Linked DNA regions of Homo sapiens: region 2 is linked to region 1. Evidence: chromatin contacts called from ENCODE Hi-C or POLR2A ChIA-PET data. All regions are on one chromosome and are shown on one strand. The core of a region is the stretch at or near the end of the contact, and the rest is flanking DNA. Distances in the headings are between cores, read along the strand shown.

The links. Hi-C counts contacts between places; a loop is a spot of excess contacts on that map. ChIA-PET counts read pairs that join two places held with the same protein, here RNA polymerase II (POLR2A). Pooled maps may share reads with other maps.
Region 2: POLR2A ChIA-PET joins it to region 1 with 30 read pairs in activated CD4-positive, alpha-beta T cell. The contact joins two enhancer-like sites. A Hi-C loop is called at or near these places in 2 of 50 pooled maps. POLR2A ChIA-PET finds 5 or more read pairs at or near these places in 2 of 52 experiments (CD8-positive, alpha-beta memory T cell and activated CD4-positive, alpha-beta T cell).

What each region holds. Positions count from the first base shown.
Region 1 is chr17:16,385,038-16,389,066 of GRCh38, forward strand. No RefSeq gene overlaps it. Among named protein-coding and RNA genes, the nearest start is that of UBB, 6.0 kb to the left of the region's middle. RefSeq lists an enhancer at 2,356-2,945. Within about 2 kb of position 1,739, at least 24 of the 41 ENCODE cell types and tissues checked have a DNase peak (open chromatin) inside an H3K27ac peak, as active enhancers do.
Region 2 is chr17:17,853,906-17,857,934 of GRCh38, forward strand. The region is part of intron 12 of TOM1L2 (target of myb1 like 2 membrane trafficking protein); the gene reads right to left. Among named protein-coding and RNA genes, the nearest start is that of SREBF1, 19 kb to the left of the region's middle. Within about 2 kb of position 2,191, at least 7 of the 41 ENCODE cell types and tissues checked have a DNase peak (open chromatin) inside an H3K27ac peak, as active enhancers do.

The DNA of each region.
Region 1 (4,029 bases), core at 489-2,988:
ACTGGGCAATGGGCTCTTGACAAAACAAAACAAAAAAGTTTAAATGGGCTTGGTGACATATACCTGTAGTCCTAGCTACTTGGGAAGCTTAGGTGGAAGAATTGCTTTTGAGTCCAGGAGTTCCAGGCCAGCCTAACACAGCAAGATCTTGTCACTAAAAATCTAGCTTTTCAAACCTGGAAAATTACTAAAAATACAAAAATTAGCCAGGCATGGTGGTGCACGTCTGTAGGCCCAGCTACTAGGGAGACTGAGGTAGGAGAATCACTTGAACCTGGGAAGCGGAGCTTGCAGTGAGCCAAGATCTCCCCATTGCATTCCAGTCTGGCCGTCGCAAAAAAAAAAAAGTATCCAGTAAAAACTCCCCTCTCACCTTTCCTTGTATCCCCAGAAGAAACCGTTTAATGAGAGTATATGTTTTCATTTATTTATTCATTCAACAAATATTAGGTGTTTGCCGTTTTTTTTAAAAAAAAATTTAATTTTTTAGAGACAGGGTCTCACTCTGTGGCCCTGCCTGGAGTACAGTGACACAATCATAGCTTACTACAGCCTTAAACTCCCGGGCTGAAGCGATCCACCCGAGGAGCTAGGACTACAGGCACCTGCCACTATGCCAGGCTAATTAAAAAACTTTTTTCTTCTTCTTCTTTTTTTTTTTTTTTTTTTTTTTTTGAGATGGAGTCTCGCTCTGTCCTACAGGCTGGAGTGCAGTGGCGCGATCTCGGCTCACTGCAACTCCGCCTCCCAGTTTCAAGCAATTCCCTGGCTCAGCCTTCGGAGTAGCTGGGACTGCAGGCGACTGCCATCACGCCTGTCTAATTTTTTGTATTTTTAGTAGAGACGGGGTGTCACCATGTTGGCCAGGCTGGTCTTGAACTCCTGACCTCAGGTGATCCACCCGTCTCGGCCTCCCAAAGTGCTGGGGTTACAGGCGTGAGCCACGGCGCCAGGCCTTTTTTTTTTTTTTTTTAGATGGAGTCTTGATGTGTTGCCCAGGCTGGAGTGCAGTGGTGCTGTCTCCGCTCACTGCAAGCTCCGCCTGCCAGGTTCACGCCATTCTCCTGCCTCAGCCTCCCGAGTAGCTGGGACTATAGGCACGTGCGACCACACCCAGCTAATTTTTTTGTATTTTTAGTAGAGAGGGGGTTTCACCGTGTTAGCCAGGATGGTCTCGATTTCCTGACTTCGTGATCCGCCTGCCTCAGCCTTTCAAAGTACTGGGATTACAGGCGTGAGCCACCGCGCCCGGCGGAGGCATTTTTTTTTTCTTTTAAAGAGATGGGGGTCTCACTGAGCACCGTGGCTCACGTCTGTAATCCCCAGGACTTTGGGAGGCCGAGGCGAGGGGATAGCTTGAGCCCAGGACTCGAGACGAGCCTGGACGACATAGCAAGACTTCGTTTCTGAAAAAAATACAAGCATTTTGAACCCAGGAGGCGAAGGTTGCAGTGAGCCGAGATCGCGTCACTGCACTCCAGCCTGGGCGACAGAGCGAGACTTCGTCTCAAAAAAAAAAAAAAAAAAAACACAAGCATTTGGCAGGCAAAGTGGCGCACGCCTGTGGTTCCAGCCACTCTGGAGGCTGAGGTGGGAGGATCGCTTGAGCCAGGGAGTTTGAGGCTGCCGTGAGCGGTGATCGCGCAACTGCACTCCAGCCTGGGGGACAGAGCCAGAACTTGTCTCAAAAAAACAAAAAACAAAAAACTGGCCAGTGTGTGAGGGGCGCGCGATTTTTTGAGATGTGAGAGGGAATTGTGCTTCACGGTCACCACCAGGTGTCGCGACATCAGGTGCCGCGCCGTCCCGCTTCTGAGGCGCGGTGGCCTGAGAAACTGGTTGCAGAGCCCGCTCTTCCTAGCCTACTGCCCGAAAACGCAGAATTTGGGGAATTGGAACTTTGGAGGCGGGAGCGAAAGACCTCTCCTTCTCCCGCCGGAAATACCCCTCTTTTGGGAAGCGCGCCCCTGCCTTCCGGAAAGGAAGAAACGTGATCACGCCGCTGCACTCAAGCCTCTGGGTGATAGAGCGAGAAGACCCTGTCTCCAAAACACAAACACACAAACAAACAAAAAGGTAATGGGGGCCGGGCGCGGTGGCTCACGCCTGTAATCCCAGCACTTTGGGAGGCCGAGGCGGGCGGATCACGAGGTCAGGAGATCGAGACCATCCTGCCTAACACGGTGAAACCCTGTCTCTACTAAAAATACAAAAAATTAGCCGGGCGAGGTGGCGGGCGCCTGTAGTCCCAGCTACTCGGGAGGCTGAGGCAGGAGAATCGCGTGAACCCCGGGGGCGGAGCCTGCAGTGAGCCGAGATCGCGCCACTGCACTCCAGCCTGGGTGAAAGAGCGGAGACTCCGTCTGAAAACAAACAAACAAACAAACAAAAAAAAGGTAATGGGGGGCCGGGCGCGGTAGCTCATGTCTATAATCCCAGCACTTTGGGAGGCCGAGGCGGGTGGATCACCTGAGGTCAGCAGTTCGAGACCAGCCTGGCCAACATGGTGAAACCCTGTCTCTGCTAAAAACATAAAAAAAATAGCTGGGCGTGGTGGCAGGCGCCTGTAATCCCAGCTACTCAGGAGACTGAGGCAGGAGAATCGCTTGAACCCAGGAAGCGGAGGTTGCAGTGGGCTGAGATCACACCATTGCGCTCCAGCCTGGGCCACAAGAATGAAACTCTGTCTCAAAAAAAAAAAAAAAAAAAAAAAAAGGTAATAGGAACATTGCTGGTAATTGCTGTGTGAGGACACCATAATGCCTGTCTTTCTGACCTTCTTTCTGACCACCATTTATTACCTGTCTTTCTGAACTTCTATGCCAATGTAAACATGCATATGTGTATAGATATCTCCATATATAGTTACTCTCACCTTGTTCACAGCTGCATTCACACTAGATATACCATTTTCTCCTTCAAATAATGTTATTGCTAACTATGAATGTAATACATGCTCAGTGTAGGAAATTTGGGAAATATAGAAAAAGAAAGCACTCATTATCCCTGCGATCCAAGTATATTCAGTTTGGCATGTTTCCTCTTTTCCCAGTTAATTTTTTACTTAAATAACAATGGATACAATACAAGTTGTAAGGACTCGACCAGCAGATACATAGAGAGTGAGTAAAAACACTGAAGTCCTTTTTCAGCGTCCCTTCCCAGCTGTCCTCTTCCCACGCATCTTTTTCTGTGCCACTTGCTAGAAGTTTGGTGTATTTACCACCAGATTGTTTTCAGTGTGTCACATATGTTTGTGTTATATAAAAACATACTTTAAAAATTATATATAAATGGAATTATACATTATATACCCATCTTTCTTGGAGACATTTCCATGCTAGCACATATAGATGTGCCTTATTCTTTTCAAACTGCTGCAAAATATTTCATGGAATAGATACACCGTATTTTACCCTTCTCCTTACTGATGGTATTTAGATTGTTTCTAATTTTTTACTATTAAAACAATACTGCAATTAATATCCTTGTAAATGTCTCTTGTAACAAATGTGCAAGTATTTCTTCAGGATATACTAGAAGTAGAATTGCTGTATCAAAGATTATGGCATTTAATAATTGGGGATTATTACGAAATTACCCTTCAAAAGACTGTACAACAATGGAATATTATTCAGCCTTAAAAGGAAGAAAATTCATTTAGCAGAGCAGAAACTGAAAAATGAAAAAGGAACTTCTGCCTGGGCGCGGTGGCTCATGCCTGTAATTCCAGCACTTTGGGAGGCCGAGGCAGGCGGATCACGAGGTCAACAGATGCAGACCATCCTGGCCATCATGGTGAAACCCCGTCTCTACTAAAAATACAAAAATTAGCTGGGCATGGTGGCGTGCACCTGGAGTTCCACTTAGCTACTTGGGAAGCTGAGGCAGGAGAATCGCTTGAACCCGGGAAGCGGAGGTTGCAGTGAGCCGAGATCAGGGCACTGCACTCCAGCCTGGAGACAGAGTGAGACTCTCAAAAAAAAAAAAAAAAAAACTGCTGGGCGCAGTGGCTCACGCCAGTAATCC
Region 2 (4,029 bases), core at 941-3,440, 1.5 Mb after region 1:
GGCTTTCAATTCTTATGACTCAGAAACCTTAACTTTCAGGTTGGTGCTTCTGTTTTCTAATTCAGAAACCCAGGGATGTCAGAAATTATGGAAACTGACTCATTACAATATAGAAGCCACTTGGCCTCAGGGCGTGAACCATGGTGGAGCAGGGTGATGGTTAACAGTTAAGCTTATATAACGTAAGCTTAAATTGACTTTCTTGTGGCCAGACACAAAACCTTAGCTATCTAAACCTCTTGTCCTGGTAAATAAATGCCTTGAGTATTATAACAGGGCAAAGTTCCTTCTAATAATGTAGGTGCTATCAGACTCAGACTAAACATGTACACTGCTTGGAAAATATGAACCAAAGAAACTGTGGGAGGCCGAGGACGCGCTCCTTGTCAGGCTGATGGGAGGGAAGTGGGGCCCTGGTTGGAGCAGGGGGCACTGCGCTGAGTCTTAGGGGACTCTGTTTCTTCCCTGCAGCTTTGGGCAAGACACCAGGCCCTTAGGAGGCCTCGGTATCCTCATCTGTCAGACTAGGGGCTGGCCCAGCAGATTCCTAAGAAGGCTGTTGGCTCTGATGTGTCATAGTTTTATTTTTATTTTTATTTATTTATTTAGTTATTTATTTAATTAATTAATTTATTTAGAGACAGAGTCTTGCTCTGTTGCCCAGGCTGGTGTGCAGTGGTGCGATCTCAGCTCACTGCGACCTCTGCTTCCCAGGTTCAGATAATCCTTGTGCCTCAGCCTCCTGAGTAGCTGGGATTACAGGCGTGAGCCACCACACCTGCCTAATTTTTTTTTTTTTTGTATTTTTAGTAGAGACAGGGTTTTGCCATGTTGGCCAGGCTGATCTCAAACTCCTGGCCTCAAATGATCTGCCCAGCTTGGCCTCCCAAAGTGCTGGGATTACAGATGTGAGCCACTGCACCCAGCCTGACATGCCATAGTTTCAGCATTTTCTTGGGCAATGATCCAAGCTGAAGGCTGGTCTGAGGGATCTGAAGAAGCGTATGAGTTGGAAGAGAGGGACAGAAAGGAAGAAGACATGTGAAGAGAGAAAAGGAAGGAAGCTAGCAGAGGAATGCCCTCCAATAGAGACTGCTGCCTGAAGCTCAGCCCCTCTGAAGATAGGTAGGCCAGGCTGGCTTGGCTGAGGCAGTGGTTAGACCAGCCCTGCCCATTTTCAAAGTCCACAGACATCTTGGATGTCAGAAGCCACAGGTTTTGATCTGAGTGGCAGGTGAGCCATCCTGCTGTCAGCTGATTCTCACTTGGAACTGCAGGCAGGGGCAGCTCTGCCTCAGGGATCAGGAGGGAGGGTTGCCTGCCCAAGGGGGAGAGGCATGTCTGTCTGGTACTCCAGGGGTTAGGATTATCCTTCCAGAGTAAGAGCCTTGGGGGCCTCCAGGTCTGAGGAGGGAGTCCCGCCCTCCAAACCCAAGCCTGGGTTTTGGCAGCAGCATTCTTTACTAACCTACCTCTGTTCTTGTTTTGACTTAGATTCTCTCACATGAGGATATTTTCCTGGCTGCACCCTGCAAAAGGGAGACACCCCTAGCTGATCACCAGCCAAGAGAGGCAAAAAGACCTCACACTAGAGAGGCCAGGGAGGGAGAGCACAAGCCTAGCAGTCTCCCTGAGAGCCGCCCGGCCCTAGCCCATTGACAAGTCTCATTTCTCTTCAACCAGTAATAAGCCTGGTGGTGTCAGTTAACTTCTGTGTTGGCTATCCACACACCTGAGTCCCAGGAGCATAAGGGTTCCAACAGATGCTCCTCTGCAGCTTCCCACAGCCCCATGCCCACAAGGAAACCCACCTGTCCAGTTTTCAATGTAACAAGAACAATTTCTGTAGCTCAGGTGTACTATTTCCAGAGAAGCTGTGAATCCCTTCCTATGTCACTTCAAGCACCACCCCACTGGGACCAAGTCTAAAAGCCTTTGATCTCACTCAATAGTACAAAAAGTTTCCAAGTAAAGAATTTGTACTCAGGAGGCTTGAAAAGACTCAAGGTTTCTACACTATGGGAAATAAGGCAAAGCAATTAATATTTGTTGTAAAGAAAAAAAAAAAAACAAACTGCAGTCAGTCAGGCAAGACACCAGGTTAGCTGTTAGTTAGGTTTGTTTCTGGGAAGTTAGAGACTGGAGCTCTACGTGGGACCTGGCAGTGGCGAGGCAGTCTGTGTGGGCAGAGACAGGCACCACCACCAGCTGCCAAGGCCACCCTCAGGGGAGTTTGTGTGGGCAGTATCCTTTTTTGCAGGATTAATAGGCACAAGGGCATGTGGGCTGGATCTTCCCAATGAATGGACATGGTTTCCAGAAGCCCTGCTGCAAAGGCCCCTGACATGTGGGCCAGAGGCCAGCCTGTCCCTGAAGAAGCAAATGAGAGGCCTGGGCCAGCACATCTCTCTAAGAATGGGCTTGGGGTCTAGTGGAGGAACTGCCTTCTCACGCAGAGCAGCAGTATGCTGCTACTATGAGAGGTGGCAGGAGACCTGCCCAGGCTGACAGCAGAGCTGTGCAGAGGGCACCAGCCCAAGCTGGGTGGCAGGCAGATGCCCCTTGCTCCCACGGCTCTGGGTGATCCTGCATGGCCCAAGTTCCTACTCACTGGTCACGCTTTGCTCAAGCAGGTGGACCCTGTGCTGCTTGCAGTCTAGGACCTGCTGGCCTTTCCTCTGGCCACAGCCTAGCATAGCACACTATGGGCAGTTATGTATTCCTCTCACCCCACCCCACCTGGAGGGAGAGGCACATGTTTGCACTGCTTTCATCATCTTTCCTTCTCTGCATTCTCTCCAGCTCAGGCTCCATCACATGTACCACAGCTTTGGGCTCTGCTAGAGGTGAAATGGTCATCCCAAGACATACAGCCTGAGATGAGCTGACCCTCTCTCCATGCACCAGGCTCAGGCCACCTGAACAGACAAGGCAGGAGAGACCCTTGCAGGTCTGTGGGCCAGGAAAGCTCTGCTACATGAGAACCAACTGTGTTTACAACATTGAACTCCCCTGGGCTTTGTTTTCTTTTTACTCTGTTTCTACTGTGTTTATTTTTTTATTTTTTTGAGAGGGAGTCTCACTCTATCACCAGGCTGGAGTGCAGTGGTGCAATCTCAGCTCACTACAATCTCTGCCTCCCAGGTTCAAGCGATTCTCCTGCTTCAGCCTCCCAAGTAGTTGGGATTACAGGCACATGCCACCACACCCAGCTAATTTTTGTATTTTTAGTAGAGACAGGGTTTCACCATGTTGGCCAGAAGGGTCTCGATCTCCTGACCTCGTGATCTGCCTGCCTCAGCCTCCCAAAGTGCTGGGATTACAGGCGTGAGCCACTGCACCCGGCCTGTGTATTCTTCAAGAGGTTTCAAATCATTTTGACGGACTTAGTGGATATAAGCAACTATATTATAAAAATCTGTCAAGCCTAGGACTGCCAAATTCACAGGCACTGGGCTACAGAGGGCTTCCCTGACTGGTCAGATGCTTTGAGTCTGTTCCCTTAGAATTGTTCCCTCCCAAGCAAAAGCCACAGTAACTTGTGCTCATCCTGGAAAAGTGAATACTGCTCGGAGCTCCGGAGACAGTAAAAGGAAGGAAAGGACCCTCTCCTCATCCCTGCTAATGTCCCAGACTCTTAAGGCCTGGGGACAGGGAGGTATTTTTGGGACTGGGAATCTGTGGCTTACAGAGATTATGCAAAAATAGGAGGGGAAATTTGGCACCCCTGCCAGAAAGAAAGCGTGTGGCCTTGTACTGTCTGATTCACAAAGGCTCGGCAGGTCACAAGAGGAAGACATGAGCTGTTACACAGGTAGGGGCTGGGGTGGACAGCAGGCTTGGCTCGGCTGGTGACTCCTCACCATTCCTTGGGTTATAAGCCAGCTGTCTATGGGCTCCAGGTCAGACTCCCCACCTCTACCTCTCTTCTGGGCCGAGGACAGAAAAGTCTCAGAAAGAAAAGTCACAGCAAGACCCATGAGAAAGAAGTCAATAGCACATATTGTGGAAACAGAAAAGTCACTCTTC